Regions from separate parts of the Homo sapiens genome. Here region 2 is linked to region 1. A link is a loop called in an ENCODE intact Hi-C map of the cell type or tissue named here. Cell type or tissue: heart right ventricle. All regions are shown on one strand.

What was found. Hi-C counts contacts between places; a loop is a spot of excess contacts. Peaks named below come from ENCODE experiments on the same cell type or tissue, not always from the same donor. Only the 100,000 strongest peaks of a DNase experiment are listed, where the experiment ranks them.
Region 2: it touches region 1 in a loop (2.1-fold over the local background); 4 of 110 quality-filtered maps call a loop at or near these places.

The regions. Positions count from the first base shown.
Region 1 is chr2:46,311,276-46,319,275 of GRCh38, forward strand. The region is part of intron 1 of EPAS1 (endothelial PAS domain protein 1); the gene reads left to right. Among named protein-coding and RNA genes, the nearest start is that of EPAS1, 18 kb to the left of the region's middle. In heart right ventricle, no CTCF peak of the experiment used is centred here; a DNase peak (open chromatin) is centred at 4,226; H3K27ac peaks cover 8,000 bases.
Region 2 is chr2:46,024,565-46,032,564 of GRCh38, forward strand. The region is part of intron 10 of PRKCE (protein kinase C epsilon); the gene reads left to right. Among named protein-coding and RNA genes, the nearest start is that of EPAS1, 270 kb to the right of the region's middle. In heart right ventricle, a CTCF peak has its summit at 4,880 (motif pointing right); a DNase peak (open chromatin) is centred at 4,952; H3K27ac peaks cover 4,451 bases.

The DNA of each region.
Region 1 (8,000 bases):
TGACTCGCTCCACAGTCATTCTCTGCTCATTGCCTACTCTGTGCAGGCTGCTGAGCCTCAGGCCCGAGAGCAGGGAAGGGCCCTCTACAGTTAGGTGGAAAGGAGCCTGGACTGTCAGAACCAGGAAAAGACTGCAGGTGCCAGAGAGCTTTGGAGCACAGCGCAGCCCAAACTAAGGGACTAGTTTCAAGAATCTCCTAAGAACTCCCCTAGGCTAGAAAGTGTTGTTTACCCAAATCTTGCCATGGCTAGAAATTTGAGTCTAGCATCTACCTTCTCACAGCTCCAGGTGGACCTCCAGAAGGAAAAGGAAGATGTCCTACCAAGCTAACCTGTGACTAGATATCTGTTAGGGTGTGAAACCTGTGAACATATCCACGTCTTTTCCTTTGTGTTCATTTCCTTTTCTCTTCCTTTTTAAAGTAAAACATCCTTTTGAAAAGTTCCAACTTTGCCTTTGCTGAACTCCTAGCAAGTACTTTTCCCCACCTTGGCTAGTGAGATGTTGAGACATGGGCACACCTGAGGGTGGTGTGGTCACTGTGGCCGCCAGCCAGCCCAAGGCCTTGGGAAAGCCTGGTGAGCAGAAAACCCAGGCAGAAAGGAGTCTGGGTGACTGTGAGCATTGATCCCTTTGTTCCTGAGTCATCTCTTTTGAGCACATTTGAAACCATTTTCCATACCCAAATCAACATAATCTTGGTGATTCCAGGCCACCTGTATCTCCTTGTATGGCTCCAAATATTACCAGGGCAATGACGACAACTTAATTCTTCTTGAGTTAGATCTTCAGGGCCAAGGCACAGTACATGTTTATTTTGGAGAGAGACAAACTTTCACCCACTTGAATTTCTTTGCCTCCAAAATTAGCGTTGGGATGACCACAGGGTTCTGTGTTTCTTGGCTTTTATCTTGCCAAACGGATTGTAAATGCTCCCGAGTCACCTTCTCTTTTTTTGTGTCCCTGGCAAAGCCTACCTCCACATGGGGTTCAGAGGAGCTCTCAAGTCTCTAGGAGTTTGAAAGACTTTTCTAGATCTTTCTCTGATGTGTGTGACCTAGGACAGGTAATTTAACCTTTCTTTCTTTAACCCCTTTCCTAAGTGGGGTTAGACATATTTGCTGCTTTCTCAGAGTACTATTATGAGTTTGAAATGAGCTAGAGTTTCATAAAACCATGCATTTTTAAAGTCTATTATATTTTAAAAATCACTTTTGCAACTATTATCTCAATAGAACTTTGAAAAGTTTAAAGGGCAGACCTTCAAGGCATCATTATTAACAAGCACAGCAATATAATCATTAGGCACATTATTGCCTGTTGATGTGATTTGGCTGCAGTTGGAAGGCAGCCTTAGGAAAAGCTAGGGGACTCTTGCTCTCAGGCCTTTAAATTTCTTACCTGGCTGGGATTTTCAGAATTATTAGTTTTTACTAATAATGATTTTTGGGTATCAGTTCTATTTTTGCCCATACCCTGAGATGTGAGGAAATCTGATTATACCCAAGAGACCAAGGACACTTCCAGGATTCTAGATAAAGGGTCTGACCAGTTATGCTCCTTTCTACATCTGGCCTGTTTTTCCCTCCCCTGTGGAGATGGAGGTGGTTTGTGCAAGATGTGATTCTGTCGAGAATGGGAATATCCCTTCAACTCAGCACACCCAAATCTCTAAACCTAAAGAGCTACATCTGTACCATGTCTGCTCAGGTCCTACTTGTTGCTTTGCATCTTATGAGCAAGACCTAATTGTGGGCTCCCAAAGAAAGCAGATGACTTGCCCAAGGTCTTTAAGAGGTCAGACAGCTACTAGCAGAGAAACAGAGCGAATGTTGACACCTAAAAGATACCTTGTCCTTCCGGTGTTACTAGAAGTGGGAAAAAGGCTTTGAGTGCAAACGCCTGGCTGTGCTACATACTGACCATGAGATGTGACAGGCCACTCAGCTCTGGCCTCTGATCCTTCATCTGTAACATCTTTGATGCCCCTAATGCCTAAGCTTGCTCATCCCTCAGCCCCACCCATGAGGCTGGCCAGTTAACTTCTGCCTTCAGGTCTCAGCTTAAATATCACCTCCCTAGGGAAGCATTTTCTCACCTCCTTTAGTTAACCTCCCTCCTGTTCTGTTTTGTTTTGTTTTAGCAGTACTTCCCACATGTTGTTATTTATTTATTTATTTATTTATTTATTTTTGAGACAGTGTCTCACTCTGTCGCCAGGCTGCAGTGCAATGGCGGGATCTCAGCTCACTGCAACCTCTACCTCCCAGGTTCAAGCGATTCTCCCACCTCGGCTTCCTGAGTAGCGGGGATTACAGGCACGCACCACCATGCCAGGCTAATATTTGTATTTTTAGTAGAGATGGGGTTTCACCATGTTGGCCAGGCTGGTCTCAAACTCTGACCTCAGGTGATCTGCCCGCCTTGGCCTCCCAAAGTGCTGGGATTACAGGCATGAGCCACGGTGACCAGCCCCACATGTCATAATTTATTTGCTTATCATCTGTCACCTTTGCTGCCCCCTAGTATGTAAGCTTCATGAAGGCAGGGACCATGCATTACATGGTTACTGCCATATCCTCAGGGTTTGGGGCAGTGCCTACACACAGGAGGTGCTCCTTAAATGTTTGTTAAGTGAAATAATCTGAGGTTGTCAGGTCTTTGTCTTCAACGTTATTATTTCTTATATTTGTTCAGTGCTTAATTTTTTTTCAAAGCTCTTGATGTAGATTGAAGCTTTTGTCATTTTTGTCATATAGATGAAACAACTGAGGCACAAAAATGTGATCACAAAACCAGAGAGTGGCAGTGCCTACCTGAACAGCTCCCAGACCCAGACTCTTTCCACAGACCCATGCTGTCTCTCTTGGCACCTTATTTTTCTGTCGTGGTGATGTTATTGTTTGTCTTATTTGGCAATGTTTACACCGGAGGAGTAGAGGCCATTGTGTGTTGGTGGCGTCTGGAAATACACAAGAGAGTCCCAGGAGAATGCCACTGTCGGTTCTTACCACAATTAGCAATTGTCAGGTCAGGGGCAGTGATTGGGTCGGTGTCACTCTCTACATGGCTGGCTCTGCGTGTTGAAACACCACTGCCTGTACCTCCACAGATGCCAAAGGGAGTGTGGGTCCTAGGACTACAGCCCCATTTCTACCCAGCCCTGGCTATCTCTCCACTCAGATCTAGGTCCTTTCTGTTCAGGAAAACGTCCTGTTTGTGTAGCCTGCTAGACAGCAAAGGCAAGTGCCAATCAGCTGGATGATCTCTCTGGGCCTCAGTTTCCCCATCTTCACAATGGACTAGTAAGTGGGAACCAGTCAAAATTGGCTCAGAGATCCCCAATAGGGTTCTAGCTCCATTGTGAAATAAATTTCAAGTGGAGCCTCGTCCTGACTCCTGTTTTCACATGCTCCCTTAGAGGGAAGGAAGGTGGACGATTAAAGATGATTGGTCGGGAGCTGGAGGAAGGAACTCCCCATTCTCCAAGAGGAGGTTCTGTTGGAATAGAGGGGCAGAGACTTGGAAGTCGCTGTTGGGCATGGCCCAACCCACTTCCATGACAGCAGCAAGACCACCACCCTCAAGAAGGAGGTGGGCTGGGGTACGAGAAGGTGGGCTGCCCAGTGGTTTCTACAAAAAGGGATAGTTGTGCTTGCAGGAGGGGTAGTGTCTCCATCTCCTGATGCCAGGGAGAAGGAGGCAGGCTGCTGGGGTGACGGAGAGCACCCTCAACTAGGTCACACTGCACTCCCTCTGTGCCTCAGTTTCCACTTCTGTTAGATGGCTGATATGATCTCTGCCCTGCCAGTTGGATTGGGGCTTCCAAAATATCAACTACTGCAAAAGAAGAGGTTGTGGCCACTGTGACTCATATACATGTACATGAACGTATCTGAAGTTTTCAGGGCTGATACTGATGTGAGGCAACCCATGCAGGCAACCCGGAGGAACTGTGTCCCTCACTCTGAGACAGTGAGAACGGACTGAGCCGGAAAGCTGATGGCCGTGAGAGGAGCAGGTTTGAAAATCACTGAATGAAGTCATGTTGTACAGAGGGGGCGGGGGTGCATACTGTGGGACGGAGGTGAGTCACAGTGCATAAGTGTTGGGGAGTCACCTTGAACTTGGGCCAGAAGAGTAGAAATATTGAGACTTGGGTTTATCTGCCTCACATCAGGTACATCAAGTTCTGGATGGCTGCCCACTGGCCAGAGACATGAGGTGGACGGCTCCCTTTTGCTGCCCTGGGAAGGCCTTCTGCTGGCTTCGGCCCCACTGAGCAAAGTCTGCTTGTTCACTGGAGTTCACACAGACTCCTTGCCAGGCCTGCCCAGAATCCTGTCTCCTCTGACTTCCTGTGCTCTTGCATAATATTTCCTTGCTCCCTGAATGGCTGGCCCCAGTGCAGGAGCAGCTCACTCACACTGCTGGACCGAGGGCAGGATGTAGAGGGAGGGCAGGGATCTGCAAACGTCACCCAGGGGTGCTCTGGGCTCTGAGGGTGGAGGGCAAGAGGGGCAGAGCCCCCTCAAATTCTTTGGAAGATTATAGCACAAGGGGAGTTGGGAAGGCCCTGGGACCATGTGCACACACATCTATCTCCATGAATTGTCTCTCCTGTAAAATTATTTTTAAAGTTGCTAAGTTGTTTTCTTCTGATTATAAAAAATATACATGTTCCCCATAAAAAGTCATAGTAAAAGAAGGCATGGAGATAAAAATAAAAATCACCAAAATTCCATCACCCAGAGATAACCACTGTTAACTCTTTGGTGAACATACTTTTCTCTATATCATGAATATTGATATATAATTACAGAATACGGGCATACTTCTAAGATATTGTAGGTTCGTTCCAGGCCACTACAGTAAAGTGAATATCACAATAAAACGAGTCACATGATTTTTTTTTGTTTCCTCGTGCATATGAAAGTTATGTTTATATTTTAGCATTATGTCTAAAAAACAATGTACATACCCTTTTTTTTTTTCTTTTTGAGACACAGTTTCACTCCGTTGCACAGACTGGAGTGCAATGGGGCAATCTTAGCTCACTGCAACTTCCGCCTCCTGGGTTCAAGCAATTCTGGTGCCTCAGCACCCCCGAGTAGCTGGGATTTACAGACATGTGCTGCCACACCCAGCTAATTTTTGTGTTTTTAGTAGAGATGGGGTTTTGCCATGTTGGCCAGGCTGGTCTCGAACTACTGGCCTCAAATGATCTGCCTGCCTCAGCCTCCCAAAGTGTTGGGATTACAGGCATGAGCCACCGCACCTGGCCAACAATGTCTATACCTTAATTTAAAAATATTTTATTGCTAAAAGAAATGCTAACAATCATCTGAGCCTTCAGTGAGTCATAATCTTCTTACTGGGAGAGGTTCTTGCCTCCATATCGGTGGCTGCAGAACTGATTAGTGTGACGGTTGCTGAAGGTTGGGGTGGCTGTGGCAATTCCTTGAAATCAGACAAGAATGAAGTTTTTTACATCAATAGAGTCTTCTTTTCAGGAAAGACTCTGCAGCATGTGATACTGTCTGATAGCATTTTACCCACAGTAAAACTTCCTTCATAATTGGTGTCAATCCTCTCAAACCCTGCCACTGCTTTATCAACTTAGTTGATGTAATATTCTAAATCCTTTGTTGTCATTTCCACAGTGTTCACACCATCTTTACCAGGAGCAAATTCCATCTTGAGAAGCCACTTTTCTTTTCTCATCTGTAAGAAGCTCTGACTCATCTGTTCAAGTTTTATCATGAGGTTGCAACAGTTCAGTCACATCTTCAGGCTCCACTTCTAGTTTTCTTGCTATTTCTTCCACATCTGCAGTTACTTCCTCCACTAAAGTCTTGAACCCCTCAAAGTCATCCGTGAGGTTTGGAATTAACTTCTTCCAGACTCCTGTTACTGCTGATATTTTGACATCCTCCCACAAATTACAAATGCTGTTAATGGTATCTAGAATGGTGAACTCTTTTCAGGTGGTTTTCAATTTACTTTGCCCAGATTCATCTAGGAATCACTATCTATGGCAGCTATAGCCTTACAAAATTTCTTGAATAAGACTTGGAAGTCAGAATTACTCCTTGATCCATGGGCTTCAGAATGGATCTTGTGTTAGCAGGCATGAAAACAACATTAATTTTGTGCGTCTCCATCAGGGCTCTTGAGTAACTAGGTGCATTGACAACGAGCACATAAACATATGTGCTGTCATCCAGGTTTTGTTGTTCCACTGATAGAGCACCAATAAAGTAGATTTGGCATAATTTTTAAGAACCCTAGGACTTACAGAATGGTAAATGATAAGTGGCTTCAGCTTAAACTCACCAGCTGCATTAGTCCCTAGTAAGAGAGTCAGCCTGTCCTTTGAAACTAGGGATTGACTTCTCCCCTCTTGCAGTGAAAGTCCTAGATGGCATGTTCATCCAGCATAAGGCTCTTTCATCTACACTGAAAATCTGTTTAGTGTAGCCACCTTCATCAATGATCTTAGCTAGATCTTCTAAATAACTGGCTGCCGCTTATGTATCAGCACTTGCTCTTTCACCTTGCATTTTTATGTTATGGAGATGTCTTCTTTCCTTAAATGTGACGAACCAACCTCTGCTAGCTTCATACTTTTCTTAATGCAGCTTCCTTACCTTGCTCTGCCTTCCTAGAATTGAAGAGAGTTAGGGCCTTGCTCTGGATTAGACTTTGGCTTAAGGGAATATTATGCCTGGTTTGATCTTCTCACTAAGCTTAATCATTCCTTAACTTTTGATTTAAAGTGAGAGATGTGACTCTTCCTTTCATTCGAACACATAGAGCCCATTGTAGAGTTATTAAAATTGGTCTAATTTCAATATTGTTGTGTCTCAGGGAATAGGAAGGATTGGGGAGGGGGAGAGAGAGATACACACACACACACACAAACACACACACGCACACAGAGGAACAATCACTGGACCAGTCAGAACACACACAACATTTATTAAGATCACTGTCTTATATGGGTGCAGTTTATGCCTAAAAACAATTACGGTGGTAACATCAAAGATCACTGATCGCAGATCATTATAATAATAGCTATAATAATGAAAGTTTGAAATATTGCAAGAATGACCAAAATGTGGCACAGATATGAAGTGAGCACATACTATTGGAAAAATGGCATGGATAAACTTGCCTGACAAACCTTCAATTTGTAAAAAGTGCAATATCTGCAAAGTGCAATAAAGTAAGGCATAATAAAACAAGGCATGCCTGTGTTTCTTAACCATTTAACACGTGTAAAACTGTGCTACCATTTTTATTAAGTTCCCATATTGTTTTTGTGTTGCTGAGAAAGTTTTTGAGTGTTGTACCCTAACCTCTTCTTTCCCGTAAGCTCTGTGGTTTTTAGTTTTGCATAGTGTGGTGATTTTTAGGAGCTCATATGCCATGTTGTAGCAGAACTACTTGTAAATTCACATGACGTGTCTTCCCTAAATTCAACATTAATTATTAGTTATTAATAGTATTAATTGTGAAGCACAATAAAATGAGGTATGCCTGCATTATCATGTTACATGCTATTGTGAAATGCATTTTCTATATAGCAATATATCAGAACTATCTCTTGCTACTAAGTTACAAAGATTTAATACATAGTTGTATTAAGTTCCACTTATAGAGGTATCATAGTGAAACCCTTATTCATTGACATGTCCAGGCTCAGAAAACAAGCTATAACCAGCCCAAGCTTATTTTCAGACCTGAAAAGCAGCATCTTTTCTATATTTCTGACCAATGTGTTATCTGAAAAGCGGCATCTTTTCTATATTTCTGACCAGTGTGTTAGCTATGGTGCCCCAGAAATAGCTGCAAAATAAAAGGTTAAGTGCCATGTAGGCCTTTCTCTAGGCTTAGAATAATTCACTTGATTACATAGGAAGAGGCTGCAATGATGACAGCTTCCAGGGCTGGGCCAGACCTTACCCTGGGTAAAATGATCCTCCAGTGTGGCCCA
Region 2 (8,000 bases), 290 kb before region 1:
GAAGCTAAGCTTATTACCTGGCTCTGGCTCTTAGAGCTGAGCCTGCTGGTGCTAACAGATTTGGGCCTGAGAAGTTTGTGGCCTTCCCTGGACTTCAGAAGGAGGGTGGAAGGTCCAGTAAAGTGTCCAAGGATGAGAGTGAATGGGGAAAATGACTTTTGTTCTCAGTGTTTCTTTCACCATTTATCCAACCTATCCCCATGTGTTTTTGGTATTTTTTTTTCTTTTTCAGGTAAGAGTTTAAATCCAACCTCCTTTATCAAGCCCCAGTTTATGAAAACTTTCTAGATTCACCAGTGTTAACACTAAAAACATACCAACACAACCAAAGGAAACACGTTGTCATGAATGGTGAAATACTTCTACCATCCAATTTGCCCAGAGTTTTATTCCCTTGGGAGAGCTTCTTAAAGATCTAGGAAGTATCTTTTGATGTACATAACTCAGAGATTAAACACACTTCACAAAGTATAGGTAGGCTCCACTGAAAGAAAGCTCGAAAATTTGACTGTAAAAAAAAACAAATGTAGGTGTGATTGTTGACCTTGCAAAAGCTAACTCCTATTATAAAATGTTTACAAAAGAATTCACGAGAGAACTCCCGGGGTTGGCAAGATCCATTTGGATTGCCAGACGTGGTGACTGAGGTGCAGCAGTGCTAGGCAGAGTAACTGAACCCTGAAGTGTTAAAAAACAGCTGTGCAGGAGCAGTACCAGGGAACGTAAGACATCTGGAACACACACCCCCAGCCAGGGACGAAGTGTTCTGCTTCAGTATACATTAGACAACCAGTATTTTTTTTAGTACCTGGTACGGTATGTCTTCAACTTAATATCAGGTATTCCAGGGATAGAAAAAGACACAATCCTTGTTCAAAGAACTGCTGGTCCACCTAGGGAGGTTAGGCTAATAGGTGAACCAGAGAATGAAAATCAGAGGAAGAGATGAGTGGGCTGACTAGTAGGTATACTCCTACAAATTGGAGGAAACTGAGGCACAAGCGTTGAAGTGCCCCTTCCGGGTCACATACACGCTCATGTGCTCCCTCTCTCTCCCTTGCTCTCACTCTCTCCCTCTGTCACTCTCTCGCTGTCTCATAAGGGACTTTGTCACAGGAATAAGAACCCTGGGTTCCACCTACCCCACAGGAGCACAGTGGCAAGGTCCCATCTGATTCAAGGAAATTGGCTTTGTAGGGTTGTTATTGTGTGAAAAGGAGCAAGCCCTGTCCAAGGCAGATCTGGATGTTTGTGTAGTTCAGATCCATTTAGCTCCCTGGCCAGTGTTGATCTCTGCTGCTTTAAACCACATTAATCTCTGGGAGGGCAAACTGACCCATCACTATGGGAACCAGAGTGAGCCTGTGTCCTGGGTACTAGGTAAACACTGGAAGTCAGTACCTGGTAGACGCCATAGGCAGAAGCAAACTGGGGCCTTCCAAAAGCTGAAAATGATCAATAGATATGATTCTTGTGCATCCATATCCCAGGAAGGAGGGATTCTGTTTAGCTCTTTGAGCTAATTGTTAATTTTCAAATCTTGAAGACACTATTGAGCATGAAATGCAGATATTCAAATACCCCTTTCTCCTTGGTAGGAAATGGTACTAACAGTCTGCAGGATCATGGGAGTAAAAAGCGCAGTCTAAGCACATAGGCATTCATGGGGAGAGTATACGAAGTTAGAGGGTATAAAAGCTATGTGGATGGTTCAAAGATTAAGGTAAAGATGTGAAACCTAAAATCTCAATTCTCTAGAATGGGACATTTAGACTTCATGGGTAGAGGAGGACAAGAATCGGGAGTATGGGCAGTTAGACAAAATCAGAAAGAAGCGTAGAAGACTATGCAGAAACATTAAGAATGTAGTGGTGGAAATGTTACCTTTTTGGAAGATGGTATCATGCAGAAGGTTTGAATGCATTTCTCTGATCTTTAATTCTACCAAAAGTGTCACTCTGATGTAAGAAAATATTTAGGTTGAAAAGGTGAGGAACTGGCCACAGCTTTCCTAAATGTGGTTGACAACCTGTATCCAAGAGAACAGAATGAATTGGTCGATTTGCTGTGTCATGACATTTTAGGGATGTTTTTGGGATGTTTAAGGGATGTTTTTGAAGGGGATTTATAAGAGAGTAAATGAGACCCCTTAAACACAGAGATCTGAGGCATAAGAGCTGGTAATTTTAAAAGATACACAGCTGACTACAGAAGGAAAGAAGCAAGTCCCAGAATAGACATGTAGCATATTTCCATTTCTATAAAACCCCCAAACAGGCGAGACTAAACAATATTCTTAGGAGGAAACACATGGGTGATGAAACTGTAAAGAAAAGCAAGGGGCCGGGTGTGGTGGTTCATGTCTGTAGTCCCAACATTGGGAGGCCAAGGCAGGAGGATTGCTTGAGCCCTGGGAACATAGTGAGACCCTGTCTCTACAAAAAATTGTTTTAAATTAGCCTGGCACGGTGATGTGTGCCTGTTGTCCCAGCTACTCTGGAGGCTAAGGTGGGAGGATCGCTTGAGCCTAGGAAGTCAAGGCTGCAGTGAGCCATAATCATGCCACTGTACTCCAGCCTGAGCAACAGAGCAAGACCCTGTCTCAAAAATAAATAAAAGAATTAGCCAGGGATGGTGGCACACACCTGTAGTCCCAGCTATTCGGGAGGCTGAGGTAGGAGGGTAGGTTGAGCCCAGGAGGTTGAGGCTGCAGTGAAGCATGATTGTACCACTTGTACTTCATCCTGGGCATCAGAGTGAGACCCTATCTCAAAAAAGAAAGAAAAAGAAAAGAAAAACAAGATCATGATTACCAGGGAAGTCCAAATAGGGACTGAATGAGGATGGGGAGAGAGGTTGCAATTAAAGAGAGTTAAAGGGGTTTCAAAGGCCAGCAACCATGTTCTATCTGTCAAGGTGGGTCACAGCTAAAAGTGAGTCTTATTTGATCTTTAAAATGCATATGCATATTTTACATATTCTCATTCGTAGGTATATTTTACAATAAGGCAGGGAAGGGGAACAAGAACATGAAAGCATCCAAACTGTCATAGGCACTAGCATTTTAAATGATGACATGCTCTCCAAAAATTCGAACTTTAACAAAAAACTGAGCTTGTGCACTACCTCTGTGTATCATTCTTTTGCCACTAAAGTTTCGATTTTCCTGTTCTTTTGGCAGTATGATCTGTCTCAAGGACAAGAAGTGTGGTGACTGGTCCCATGGCCTATTTAGCTGGAAGAATGAAGCGTAGTCCCTATCCTCTTTCCAAGACCAAGGCCAAGATGGGGCTCAAGACCAGGGGGTTATCTACAGAACTGCTGGCCCACCTTCCACCTACCCTGGGGGACCTCCCTCTTGAAGGTTGGGATTCTTTTTTTTCTTTTTTTTTTTTGAGATGGAGTCGGGCTCTGTGGCCCAGACTGGAGTGCAGTGGCAAGATCTTAGCTCACTGCAGCCTCCGCCTCCCGGGTTCACGTGATTCTCCTGCCTCAGCCTCCCGAGTAGCTGGGATTACAGGCTCCCACCACTGCACCCGGCTGACTTTTGTGTTTTTAGTAGAGACGGGGTTTTGCCATGCTGGCCAGGCCGGTCTCAAACTCTTGACCTCAAGTGATCCGCCCGTCTCAGCCTCCCAAAGTGCTGGAATTACAGGCGTGAGCCACCGCGTCCGGCCGAAGGTTGGGATTCTTAAAGAGTAACCTAGCCCAGCCTCACTCTTTCAGCAAGCAGCTCTGAGTTGGGGGGTAAACTTTCTTCACTGCCACAACATTTGTGTTTTGCAACATGTTTTTAAACCATGTTTTATAACTAAGAAGATGCCAAACATTTCATTTGGCAGTTTGTATTATGAAAACCATAGTTATCTTTCCATTTTCACCTATAAAGTGATGTTATAAATTGAACCTTTTAAACTGTAGATGTGTGTGTTCTTTCTAGATTCTGGCATATTCTATAGGGGACATAGCACTCACTGTGCTGCCCTCCCCACCTGCCACCACTGGTTGAAAATAACAGCTTTCCTTGCTGCCATCACATACGTAAATGTAACTAACATTTATAGAGTGTTTTCTATAAGCCAAGAATGATAATAACTGATGTTCTTTTTAAAAACTTTTAAGTTCAGGGTATATGTGCAGGTTTGTTACATAGGTAAACTTGTGTCATGGGGGCTTATTGTACAGATTATTTCATCACCCAGGTATTAAGCTTGGTACTCATTAGTTATTTTTGCTGATCCTCTCCCTCCTCCCCACTCCCACAGGCCCCAGTGCATGTTGTTCCCCTCTATGTGTCCATGTATGCTCATCATTTAGCTCTCACTTACAAGTGAGAACATGTGGTATTTGGTTTTCTGTTCCTGTGTTAGTTTGCTAAGGATAATGGCCTCCAGCTCCATCCATGTCCCTGTAAAGGACATGATCTGGTTCTTTTTTATGGCTGCATATTATTCCATGGTGTGTATATACCACATTTTCTTTACCCAGTCTATCATTGATGGGCATTTAGGTTGATTCCACGTCTTTGTTATTGTGAACTTAGCTAATGTTCTTATGGCACTTACTATATACCTGTCATTTTTTAAAGCTCTTTACGTATGTTGATTAACTTAATCTTTGCAATAGTCCTGAGAGGTGGATATCCTGAGACACAGGGAGGTAGAATGACTTCTCCAACGTCACATAGTTAAGAAGTGGTAGAATTGGATTTGAACCAAGGCAGTTTCTGTTCCATTGTCCTAGTGTTCATCATTCTACAGTGCTGTCTCAGATAATATGTTAAATTTACATGGTGGTTTCATCTTTTCCACAACTTTTTTATTTCCCCATTTTATGGATAAGCACATTGAGGTTTGGAATTTCATGTGACACCGGGGTGAACAGCAGGGGGAGCCACAAAAGTGGCTTGGAGGTGGGACCAATGAAGATCCTGTCTGTTCACTGCCCCCACTAACGCCACCCTTTGTGAAATGAAAAGGCCTCCCTGTATCCCTCAGTCCCAGGGTGAGTGGCTCCTGCAACAGGAAGAAGGAGCAGGTCCTAGACCAAGAGCTCAAGCAAGCCTGTTCATGCATCGCTAATTGCTTAAACATCAGGGAAAGGGGTTTGTCGTCGTATGGGTTTTTTTTTTTTTGTGGGAAAGCTTTTCATACAATGCTGGCTGACTCCTGAGCCTTAAAGTAAACAACTACATCATCCTGTACAGAGGGAGTCAGGAAAAGGAAACTAAGAAAATATCAAACTCCTGCAGCTTTTTTTGAAATGTAAGTGGAGGAGGAAATGATGTTTGGAGGGCATTTGCTGGGGTCCTTGTACCAGAAGACTCCATGAATAATGATCCTCTTCCCAAGCTGTGTATCTGAGTAAATGTTTCCCACACTGTCCTTTCTTCTAAATACCCTCTCTGTGACGCAAGGTGAAAAACCCACCCGCAAAACATGGCTAGAAGATTCTGTAAACCCATTAGAAAGTTAAGCTATTTCCCACCAGGGAGTAATGAAAAGCCTCACTTGCAAAACTGCTGGGTGACTGAGCTGATCACTCCCTGAGATCCCCACATCCTGGGAGGGCAGCATCCTCACTGCTGTCTCCATAGTCTAAGAACATGGACAATATTCTAGGCATCCACCTTGAACATGGAGAAGACAGCACTGGAGAACCTTGCAGATATAGACACACTCAGAAAGACAGCAGACTTGTTGAAAAACAAGCTTATTTTCTCATCCATACAACAGATGTGAACCTCCTGTCTAACCCCCAGGTCCTTTAAACCCACATGGGGCACTCTGGAGTGCTTTCCTGCTTCCCTAGCTAAGTTTAAGTCTTTCCTGTCCTCCCAGAATACCCCAAGTAGTGGGGCGGTCCCAAATACCAACTTGGTAGTGGGGGTTAGAGAGAGGGAGAGACTGAAAGGACAGAAGACAAAATCATGAAAATCATGTGGCTGTTCCACCATGCCCCCCTCCCTGGGGATTCTGAAGTCCTGTCCCTCCTCCCTCTTGCTGTTACTTCTGAACAGCTATTGCATCTTTCAGGTGTGATTTGGGGATGCATAAGATCTAAAGCTGCTACCTTCAGGGTCTCTGAAATTAATGTCTCTTAGGATTGCTGCTATCATAATACTTCCCTGTAGCAACTTGTAATTATGTCCCAACGAAAAGGAATTATTCGCTTAAACGACTTTTCCCTTTTCCACCTTCTAACCCACCATTTGTTTCTCCTAGCCCTGTGTGATGTGGGATAGTCCCTGTATTCCTGCACCACAAACTCTAACATCCTTGCAGTCTTGGTCATCCACGGAATATTTCTTCTCCGTGAAGACAGTTTTCGTTACGTGTTTCCTTTTATGATTGGTGGGACCTTCTCTGGAGTGTCTTGCACGGTCCTGTATACATCATTTGTTACCTGGAGTGCATTCTATATTTAAACAACTCTGTCGTGAATGATGTACCATGCTCTATGTGAGTAGGGATGAATATTTAAATGGATTTCCCTTAAATACTACTTTGGATAGTAACTGAAGCAATGGATTAGAGTGGGATAGCCAATTAGATTTTTATTTGAAATAAATCACTTGGGAAAGGAGCTTTACAAATAAACGAAAAGAACTTGCCCACTTTTGTGACCGTATTTTGAGACTTTGAGCACCACTCATGCCCAGCAAAATAAAATGTCAATATCTCCTTGTTCCTTTGTTGGCTCTCAGCCTGCTGTCTTCGATCTCACTGCCCGCTTTCTGGAAACATTGGCATGTGAATTCCTGCCTGTTCCCTCTGCCTGAGATGCCCCAGCCATGCCCCTTGATTGTCCTGACCTCCCACTGATCATCTCACATCCCGCCTCTTCCACAAACCCTTCAGTTCATCCAAATCCCTGTAGCATTTATTAATTTTCCTTCTTTCTTGGCAGCCAGCATACATACCACGACTAGCTATTTAGATTTCTATGCACAAAAGTCTTATCTCCCAAAATCACTGTCAGTACCCAAAGGCAGACACACAGTCTTCTACCCCTTTACATTCTGCTCGTGTGTGTGTGTGTGTGTGTGTGTGTGTGTGTGTGTGTGTGTGTAGAAAAAACCCACTTACCCAGAGTAAAATGCTCATAAATGCTCATGCATCCTGTGGCAGTGATGGTAATGAAAGCCAGTGTGATTACACCCAGCAGGAGTCATTTCTGGAACTAAAATCGGCTGATTTAGCAGCTACCGTCAAGTTGCTAGTCCATCATGCTCCTCCTCTCAGCCCATGACTAGAGAATCCTGAATATCCCACATGCTCCTCACAGCCCCTACCAACTGGTCGCAATTTGCATGGGAGAGAATGCGAACTTATTTTTTTAACCTCTTCCCACCCACACAAACTCATCTCACAGCCTCTTAGCAATAGGGTATCTCATTTTGAACATTTACTTTTCAGACATTTATTTGGTTTTTTAAACTTCCAGCAAATATTAACAATGCCAGTGAATCCTGGTGTTCTCCTTTGCGCAGTGGAAATAATACTTCCCTTAGAAGACTGCCGCAAGAATTTAGTTAAAACATGTATGGCCTTTAGCACAGTGCCTGGCATGTAGCACACATACAACTTTTAAATTGCTTTACAAAGTCCTTTGTCCATGATCTTACTTTATCTTCATGGTGCTTTTGCGACAGGCAGGGTCCTGGGATATCTTTCTTTGACAGATGAGGAAATAGGCACAAACGATGAGCTGGGACTGGAACTGAGATCTTTCCAGAACCACGCCTGTGCCCTTCCTGTTCCTGACAATGTTCATTTTAAGGAGGGGAGAGAGGACAGCATTTGTCTATGGAATGAGCCCTGGCACCCAGCTTCCGCCTGGGAAAACCGCCATCCCTCTCTTAAAATGGGCACGGGTTTGCTGGCAGGACTTGCCCTTAATTATGGTCAGGCCACCTCTTTACCCCCAGCCTTCCAAAACCTTCCCGCTGGTTGTCCCCAGTTGTACAGTTTGTTAAAGTCTACCGTGTTTTTTTTCTT